Regions from separate parts of the Homo sapiens genome. Here region 2 is linked to region 1. The links are chromatin contacts, found by Hi-C or POLR2A ChIA-PET in ENCODE. All regions are on one chromosome and are shown on one strand. Each heading gives the region's core, a stretch centred on a gene start or an enhancer-like site at or near the end of the contact. The rest is flanking DNA. Distances are from core to core; before and after follow the strand shown.

Region 1 (4,161 bases), core at 991-3,490:
GGGTCTGTTTATTAAAACCCCTTCCCAGCAGAGGGCAGTACAGTGTCTTGTCCCAGCAGAAAAGGTCCTTCAGGCCACCCCTCTAAACACAGGAGCCAAGGGTGTTGACAGAGGGGCACCCTTTGCACCCCCAGGACTCCTATGGCTTAATAGTGGTCCTGATGGAAGAGGCGGAGCCAGGACTTGAATCCATGAGTGGCTGCCTCTAGAGGCGCAAAGGCCAGCATCGGAGGACCCTGTGGCAGCCAGGAGCGGAAGGTTCATGTTCTGCAGGGGCGCCCAGCCCACTGTGCCCCCAGCCGTCACTTCTTCTGCACGTGGCCACAGTCGTACTTGCCACGCACAACGGTGAGCTTGACGCCTGGCAGGTCCTGGGTGCGGCCGCCCTCCACAAGGACAATCTGGTGCTCCTGCAGGGTGTGGCCCTCCCCAGGGATGAAGCAGACGGCCTCGCGGCCAGTGCTGAGCCGCACTCGACAGCACTTGCGATTGGCTGAGTTGGGCTTCTTCGGCTTGCGGGTAAACGTGCACAGGACCACACCCTTCAGCTGCGGCCGGCCTTCCGTGGGGCCCAGCTTCCGAGGCGGCCGCTTGGGGGGCCCCAGGCGGTGCATCTGGTTCAGGGTAGCCATGGAGCAGGTAGCCCAGAGCCGGGGAACCAGAGCTGGGCCTGGAGAGGGCCGAAAGGGGTTATTATCCCAGAGAACAGATCTTAGAGTAGTAGCAACTCAATTTTGGTGTTTTAGGCATTGTTTAAAGCACTTTACAAAGATGCATTTGTTCACATCTAATGTTATCTACAGACAAAAGTAACTCTTTATTCTTCAAGGAAGCATTACCTTTTTTTTTTTTTTCTTTTTTTTTTTTGAGACAAAGTCTCACTCTGTCGCCCAGGCTGGAGTGCAGTACCTCAATCTTGGCCCACTGCAACCTCTGCCTCCTGGGTTCAAGCAATTCTCCTGTCTCAGCCTCCTGAGCAGCTGGGACTACAGGCACCCACCACCACGCTCGGCTAATCTTCGTATTTTTAAGTAGAGACGGGGTTTCACCATGTTGGTCAGGCTGGTCTCGAACTCCTGACCTCGGCCTCTCAAAGTGCTGGGATTACAGGCGTGAGCCACCACGGCTGGCCAGGAAGCATTATTTTTAATGCTGTTTAAAATAATAGTAGGCTCAGTGGCTCATGCATGTAATCCTAGCACTTTTGGAGGCTGTGGAGGGTCACTTGAGCTCAGGAGTTAAGGCCAGACTGGGCGACACAGGGAGACCTCCCTCTCTACAAAGAATCAAAAAGTTAGCTGGTTGTGGTTCTGCAGGCCTGTGGTCCCAGCTACTTGGGAGGCTGAGGCGGGAGGATCACTTGAGCCCAGGAGGTCGAGACTGCAGTGAGCTGTGATCACACCGCTGCACTTCAGCCTGGGCGACAGAGGGAGATCTTAAATAAATAAATAATAAAACTGACCCAAACGCCGCTTGACACGCAGTAGCCCTCCATGCAGCTGCTTCCCACCTCTTGCTCTAGCAGCCCTAGCTCTGCCAAAACCCCACCGTGTTTTTCCACCCCCGTTTCCCTCGGGGCTCCGACGGAGGCACACAAGTCCAAGAGCGAATAACCCTCCCCCTCTAGCCTCGTCCCTGAAGCCCAAGTCCCCCACTTACCACAAGTTAGGGACGTGTTGAGGCCATGGAGAAGGCCAGACCAGGACATCCTGCCACCTGGGCCGTCCCTGTGGTAGGGGATAAGAGACTCAGAAAGGAGGAAAAAGTGACCGATCCGCAAATGCTCCCCGATCCGCTCTCAGGACTTTCTGGCTTAAATCAAAGGAAATACCTCTATAGGTCTAACCACAGGCCCTCATGCTGCTAACAGAAAGTCCCTCCGTAAATTTAGCCTCGCTCTGAGTGGGTTCCCGAGGGCCCAACCACTCTCGCCCGCACGCAGGAAGAACTGGGAAACTGGGGAGATGGCCTGGTAGATTTGGAGGACCCCAGGATTCCACCGACCTCACAGGACCTAAAGGTGAGGTCGCGGACACGCTGAATCCAGCTTCTAGCCTCTTCCGGGCGCTATCCGTGCAGGGATTGGCTGGTTCTGCCTCGCGTCACTGAAGAGGCGGGACACAGACGACGATTGGGCGACGAAGGACTCTATCGCGGTCAACTTTCCTCAGGATCTGATTGGCTCGTCACGGTCAGGTTCGCTGCCTTGCAATTGGTCTAAACGCGGAGTGGGCGGGACGAAGTGCCGCCTTGTTCCCGGTCCAAGATGGCTGCGTCCATGGCGCGGCGCTTGTGGCCTTTGCTGACTCGTCGGGGGTTCCGGCCCCGGGGAGGCTGCATCTCCAACGATAGTCCAAGGAGAAGTTTCACTACAGAGAAACGAAACCGGAACCTCCTGTACGAGTATGCGCGCGAGGGCTACAGCGCACTCCCTCAGCTGGACATAGAGCGGTTCTGCGCATGCCCAGAAGAGGCCGCACACGCCCTGGAGCTCCGCAAGGGGGAGCTGCGCTCGGCGGACCTGCCCGCGATCGTGAGTGCGCCTGCGCCGGCCGGGGGGCGCAGACGTTTGCTTTACGGAAGAATTGGGTTTGCAAGATGCCCTCCGGCAGGGGGCGAACCTGTAGTAGGAATTTTAGTTATTTCCCAAGTTAGCCAACGTCTTGTGCATGGCACCCACTTATGTGCCAGTTGTCCAGTGAGTGCTGAGGCCCTACTATGTGCCAAGAATGCCTACTGTGTCCTGGACACCCATTATGCGCTTGTTTCATACTGCTCGCTGGGTACCTCCTGTCCTTTAGGAACTTGCTATGTGACATTGCCCTCCGTGCTGCAACCTCATGCCAGCCTTTCCCTAAGACCACAAAGGAAAATGGGGAGCCAAGTGTGAATCGGACGGGGTCAGGGCTGGGGTGTGGTGGAGCTCTTGCGTTTAGAGAGAGAGGTAGGGAGAGTTGTGCACCTCCGCCACACATAGCAGGCAGTTAAATAGAGTTAATGAATGAATGAATGAATCCATTAATGAATGGTTCTATTAAACTGATACTTAAGGTGCAACTGCTATATTCCGGTGTTCTAGATGTTGCAAATATGCGGTGAATAATAATAAAATTGCTAGCACTTATAAAAGGGAATTAGGACCGGGTTCACAATATCTCTGTGTTGAGGTGCTAACGATAGTGGGGTCCCCACGTCTTCCCATTCCTCTCTTGGACTCCCCTCCCAGCCTGTTTGAAGTGCTTTATTCACTTTAACCTCGTTTAATTTTCACAGCAACTCTATGAAGTAGGTGCCATTATTTCTCCCATTTTATCAGAGGGGAAACTAAGGCTTCGAGAAGCTAATTCACTTGCGCTAGGTCATGCAACTGGGAAGTGGCAGAGTGGGAATTTTAACCTGTGCTTTCTGGCCTAGAATCCACTTTTTTTTTTTTTTTTTTTGAGATAGGGTGTTGTTCTGTCGCCCAGGATGGCAGGATGGAGTACAGTGGTACAATTATAGCTCACTGGAACCTTGAATTCCTGAGCTCAAATAATCCTCCCACTCAGCCTCCCGTGTAGCTGGGACTACAGGCAGACACCACCACGCCCGGCTAAACTTTTGTATTTTTTGTTGAGACAGGGACATACTATGTTGCCCAGGCTGGTCTTGAACTCCTGCGCCCAAGTGATCCTCCCACCCTGGCCTCCCAAAATGCTGAGATTACAGGCATGAGCCACCACACCCAGACTCCACAATCTTAAGTACCCTGCTGTGCCCTCTCATGATCTGAGTTCACAGTCTAGTAAAAGACATTTTTTTTTTGAGATGGAGTTTTGCTCTTGTCTCCCAGGCTGGAGTGCGCTGCGACTTCTGCCTCCCAGGTTGAAGTGATTCTCCCACCTCAGCCTCCCGAGTAGCTGGGATTACAGGCACATGCCACCACATCTGCATAATTTTTGTATTTTTAGTAGAGACGGGGTTTCACCATGTTGGCCAGGCTGGTCTCGAACTCTTGACCTCAAGTGATCCACCCACCTTGGCCTCCCAAAGTGCTAGGAGTACAGATGTGAGCCACCATGCCCCACTAAAAGACATTTAACATATACAACTATACATATATACTAATTACAATTTCTGGTAAATTTGACTACCTAGAGTAATCAAATTCATAGAGACAGA
Region 2 (4,164 bases), core at 1,472-3,971, 240 kb after region 1:
CTCCTGGGCTCAAGCAATCTGCCCACCTCAGCCTCCCAGGAATATGCTACTACACCTGGCCAATTTCTCATTTTTATTATTATTTAGAGACAGGGTCTCACCCTGTTGCCCAGGCTGGAGTGCAATGGCGTGATCTCGGCTCAATGCAACCTCTCCCACCCAGGTTCAAGCGATTCTCCCACCTCAGCCTCCCCACTAGCTGGGACAACAGGCGCCCACCACCATGTCCAGCTAATTTTTGTGGGTTTTTTTTTTTTTTTTTTTTTGGTAGAGACAAGGTTTCATTCACCATGTTTGCCAGGCTGGTCTCAAACTCCTGACCTCAGGTGATCCACTCGCCTCGGCCTCCCAAAGTGCTAGGATTACAGGCATGAGCCACCATACCCGGCCTAATTTTTTATTTTAATTCTCTGTAGAGGCAGGGTCTCACTATGATGCCCAGGCTGGTCTCCAATTCGTGGCCCCAAGCCATCCTCCCACTTCTACCTCCAAAAATGTTGGAATTATGGACATGAGCCACCAGGCCCAACCACGTTATGGTTTTGATTTGCCCTAATTAGTAATGACATTGAACACCTTTTCATGTGCTTATTGACCATTTGTAGTGGTTATGGTTTTGATTTGCCCTAATTAGTAATGACATCGAACACCTTTTCATGTGCTTATTGACCATTTGTAGATCTTCTTTGGAGAAGTGTCTATTTGAATCCTTTGCCCATTTTTAACTGGTGTGTCTTTTTACTGTTGAATTTAAGAGTCCTTTATACATTTTGGACAGTAGACCCTTATCAGATATACAATTTGTAAATATTCTGCGGGTTGTCCTTTTACTTTAATAGTGTCCTTTGAAGCAAAAAGTTTCCAGTTTTGAAACAGTCTGATTTATCTATTTTTCTTCGGTTGTGTTTCTGCTGTCATATCTAATAACCATTGCCTAACCCAAGGTCATGAGATTTACACTTGTGTTTTCTTCTAAGAGTTTTACAGTTTTAGCTCTTACATTTAGGTATCTGATCCGTTTGGAGTTAATTTTTGTATATGGTGTGAGGTAAAGGTTCAACTTCATTCTTTGCAGATGGGTATCTATTAATAGTTGTTCCTGCACTATTTGTTGAAAACACTATTCTTTCCCCCATTGAATGGTCCTGCACCCTTGTTGAAAATCAATTGACAATAGATGTATGGGACCTGGGAGCTTTTTAAAAATACCTGAATTTCACCACAGGCAAAATGAGACAGATTCCCTCAAGGTGGGCCCTGGGCAATGACATTTGACAAAGTCCACCTAGTGAGTCTAACATGAAGTGAGGGCTGAGAGCGAACAATCTAATCCAACCCCCTTGTTCCATAAATGAAAGATCTGAGGTCTCAGTAGAACCAGAGGGGCTGGGTGCAGGGGCTCACGCCTGTAATCCCAGCACTTTGGGGGGGCTGAGGCAGGTGGATCATTTGAGGTCAGGAGTTCAAGACCAGCCGTCTTGAACTATTAGTAGAGACCAGCCGTCTCTACTAATAATACAGAAAAATTAGCCAGACGTGGTGGCACACGCCTGTAATCCCAGATACTCAGGAGGCTGAGGCAAGAGAATCGCTTGAGCCCAGGAGGCGGAGGCTGCAGTGAGCCGAGATTGTGCCACTGTACTCCAGCCTGGGCAACAGAGTGAGACTCTGTCTCAAAAAAAAAAAAAAAAGAGACTCTGCCACCAGATTTGTTAGACTGGAATGGATGCTTGGAGCTAAAAGAAACCCCAGGGTAAAGGGGGATAGGCGGCCCGGGGTAGGAGCTGCTCCCATCTGAGCCTGCCTCTGTTCTCAAACAGACTTCCGGAGCCATCCCACACATGGGAAACCAACCAACCAACCAACCAACCAACCCAAACCACTCAGATTATACGTCAAAGAACTGGGTTCTCCCCAAGGGGAAGAGCCTGCACTCCCCACACAGAGTCCAGGAAGAGATAGGTCTCAACCCAAGGCAGGTGGGGCCCACAGAGCGGGAGGCAGTGCTCAGCCCTCCAGGCAGAGCTTCTCACCAGGAGGAGGAGATGGTGAGGCCTACCTTGAAATAACTACCTTTAACAGAGGAAACTTACACTCCCAAAAGGCAGTTTTAAAATTAGGGCAGCAGCAGAGGCTGGGGCCTCCTCTGGCCCCATCTAGCATTTTGCTATGAAATGATCAGGCACACGGGGCCCTTCACCTGGAGAACAGGGAGGGTGAGCTACAAACACCCCATTTACTTTCAATGCTTACAGCTAAGCTCAGGTTTCAGGGTGGGGGTGGGGGACTACAGATCATCTGGTTTAAACTTTGATCTTTCAAAAAGATAGCCAAGTAAGCCAATTCTGGCCTTGAGACAGTGTGGCCTGGAATCTTAGCGAGTGCCTAAGGGGCCCAGTCTTTAGAATTAACGTTTTAGTCTGGACAAATCCGCCCAGGGATTTGTTCATCCAGACAAGAGGCCTTTGGCATTTGGGGAGAAAAGGTCAGACAGGGCACTGATGGGATTGTTATTTAGGCAAGTGCTACACACCCGTCCTGAGCTAGTGGGACCCCGGGAATTCCCCAGTAGATCTTGCCAGGTGCAGGAACTGCCACAGGAAAGGGGTGTCTGGAAGCAGGGCAAACACTCCTGTTTCTCCCTCTGTTCAATCTCTCCAGCAGATGGCTTGTTTTTTTGCTAGTATTCAAATGATCCGTAAACTGGGCCCTGCTGGTGGAAGGGTGAATATGCGAGGCCCTGGAGTAATCTTTAATCGTGGTAAGGGTTTTGTCTTTGACAACTGAAACTCCTGCTTGGTGATCCTTTTCCTTTTTCCTGTTTTGAGAGGCTCTGATTCAACAGTCCACCCGGCCAAGTCAGGGCCATCCTATTCCAGTGAAAGCAGAGAGGGGTGTCTCAGGGTGGGCATCCCAGCTAGGGTGGAGCTGGCTTGGTCTGGAAATCTGTGATCTTGACCATGTACAGCCCCCACAGACTTGGGCTTGTTTCATGCATACTCGGTCCCTGCGGGCTTCCTACTCTCTGAACCCAGGGTACGAAGATCCCTTTCAGAAGCAGAGTGAGTTTGGAGCACTGAGAGGATTAGGGGCCTTTATCCGCATAATTGAGTCCCCTCGATCCAGAGGTTGGGTGCTCACCAGCCTGCCTGCCCTTTGCTGAGGCCACAGGGCTCCTCTCCAGGCCTGCACCTCACAGAGGCTCCGTGAGCACTGGATGAGGGGGTGAATGAATCCCTGAGTCCATCTGGGAGGTGACTCCAACCAGAAATTTCAGGCTTGGAGTTTGAAGTTTGCCAGCAGGCAACTAATTCGTGGTGTTAAGAGTTACCTAAACTTGCCCTTAGCCTCCTGTGAGTGGGTGTTGGCTCCCAAGCACTAGGATGGTGTAGGGTACACAATTTGGGTGGGTTGGCCAAGCACGGTGGCTCACACCTGTAATCCTAGCACTTTGGGAGGCCAAGGTGGGTGGATCACGAGGTCAGGAGTTCGAGACCATCCCGGTCAACATGGTGAAACCCTATCTCTACTAAAAATACAAAAATTAGCTGGGCTTGGTGGCATGTGCCTGTAATCACAGCTACTTGGGAGTCTGAGGCAGGAGAATCGCTTGAACCCAGGAGGCAGAGGTTGCAGTGAGCTGAGATCACGCCACTGCCTTCCACCCTGGCTAAAGAGCGAGATTCCGTCTCAAACAAACAAACAAACAAACAAAAAGCCATTTGGGTGGGTTAAGAAATCACTCTGGATTTGGGGGTCTCTTTTTTTTTCCCTTGACAATATTCAGTCCATCTCAGATTCCTTGGATGCATGAGACAGACAACATTAGCAGTGTCTTGGGAGGATTTAAAAAAAGAAAAACCTGACCATGACCACAGAGAGAGAAAGAAGAGAAAAGAAAAGAAGAGATCAAAATAGGATTCTATAGCCAAAGAGTAATTATAGGATCGGGAGGAACCAGTAGAGACTGAAACCTCTGACTCATAATTGCTCCATTAAAAATGGTGAAACATCTGCCCTGGCCGAGGAACAGGGCTACACTCTCACCCTGGCTCGCCCCACCTACAAGCCTTCCTGGGGCTGGCATGAAGGGGTGGCTGTCTCCAGGAGCGGTGTGGGTATGACGTCAAAGGACAAAGGGGCCCCTGCTGCTCTCAGGGGCAG

What was found. Hi-C counts contacts between places; a loop is a spot of excess contacts on that map. ChIA-PET counts read pairs that join two places held with the same protein, here RNA polymerase II (POLR2A). Pooled maps may share reads with other maps.
Region 2: a loop to region 1 is called in a map with no recorded cell type, with 4 times the contacts of the local background. The contact joins the enhancer-like site here to the promoter of SARS2 in region 1. A Hi-C loop is called at or near these places in 1 of 168 maps with a recorded cell type or tissue (natural killer cell), 1 of 37 single-sample maps with no recorded cell type and 4 of 50 pooled maps. POLR2A ChIA-PET finds 5 or more read pairs at or near these places in 5 of 52 experiments (A549, MCF 10A, OCI-LY7 and 2 more).

What each region holds. Positions count from the first base shown.
Region 1 is chr19:38,928,842-38,933,002 of GRCh38, reverse strand. SARS2 (seryl-tRNA synthetase 2, mitochondrial) reads left to right here and starts at 2,240. Exons shown (of 16, transcript NM_017827.4): 1 at 2,240-2,533. The coding sequence starts at 2,267. MRPS12 (mitochondrial ribosomal protein S12) reads right to left here and starts at 2,059. Exons shown (of 3, transcript NM_033362.4): 1 at 2,005-2,059; 2 at 1,660-1,727; 3 at 1-670. The coding sequence starts at 1,708. The coding sequence ends at 303. RefSeq lists an enhancer at 2,156-2,615.
Region 2 is chr19:38,684,493-38,688,656 of GRCh38, reverse strand. All of the region lies in intron 1 of ACTN4 (actinin alpha 4), which reads right to left. Among named protein-coding and RNA genes, the nearest start is that of ACTN4, 39 kb to the right of the region's middle. RefSeq lists enhancers at 2,622-2,681, 3,852-3,991. Within about 2 kb of position 2,721, at least 36 of the 41 ENCODE cell types and tissues checked have a DNase peak (open chromatin) inside an H3K27ac peak, as active enhancers do; they include Panc1 and natural killer cell, where a contact is called at or near this core.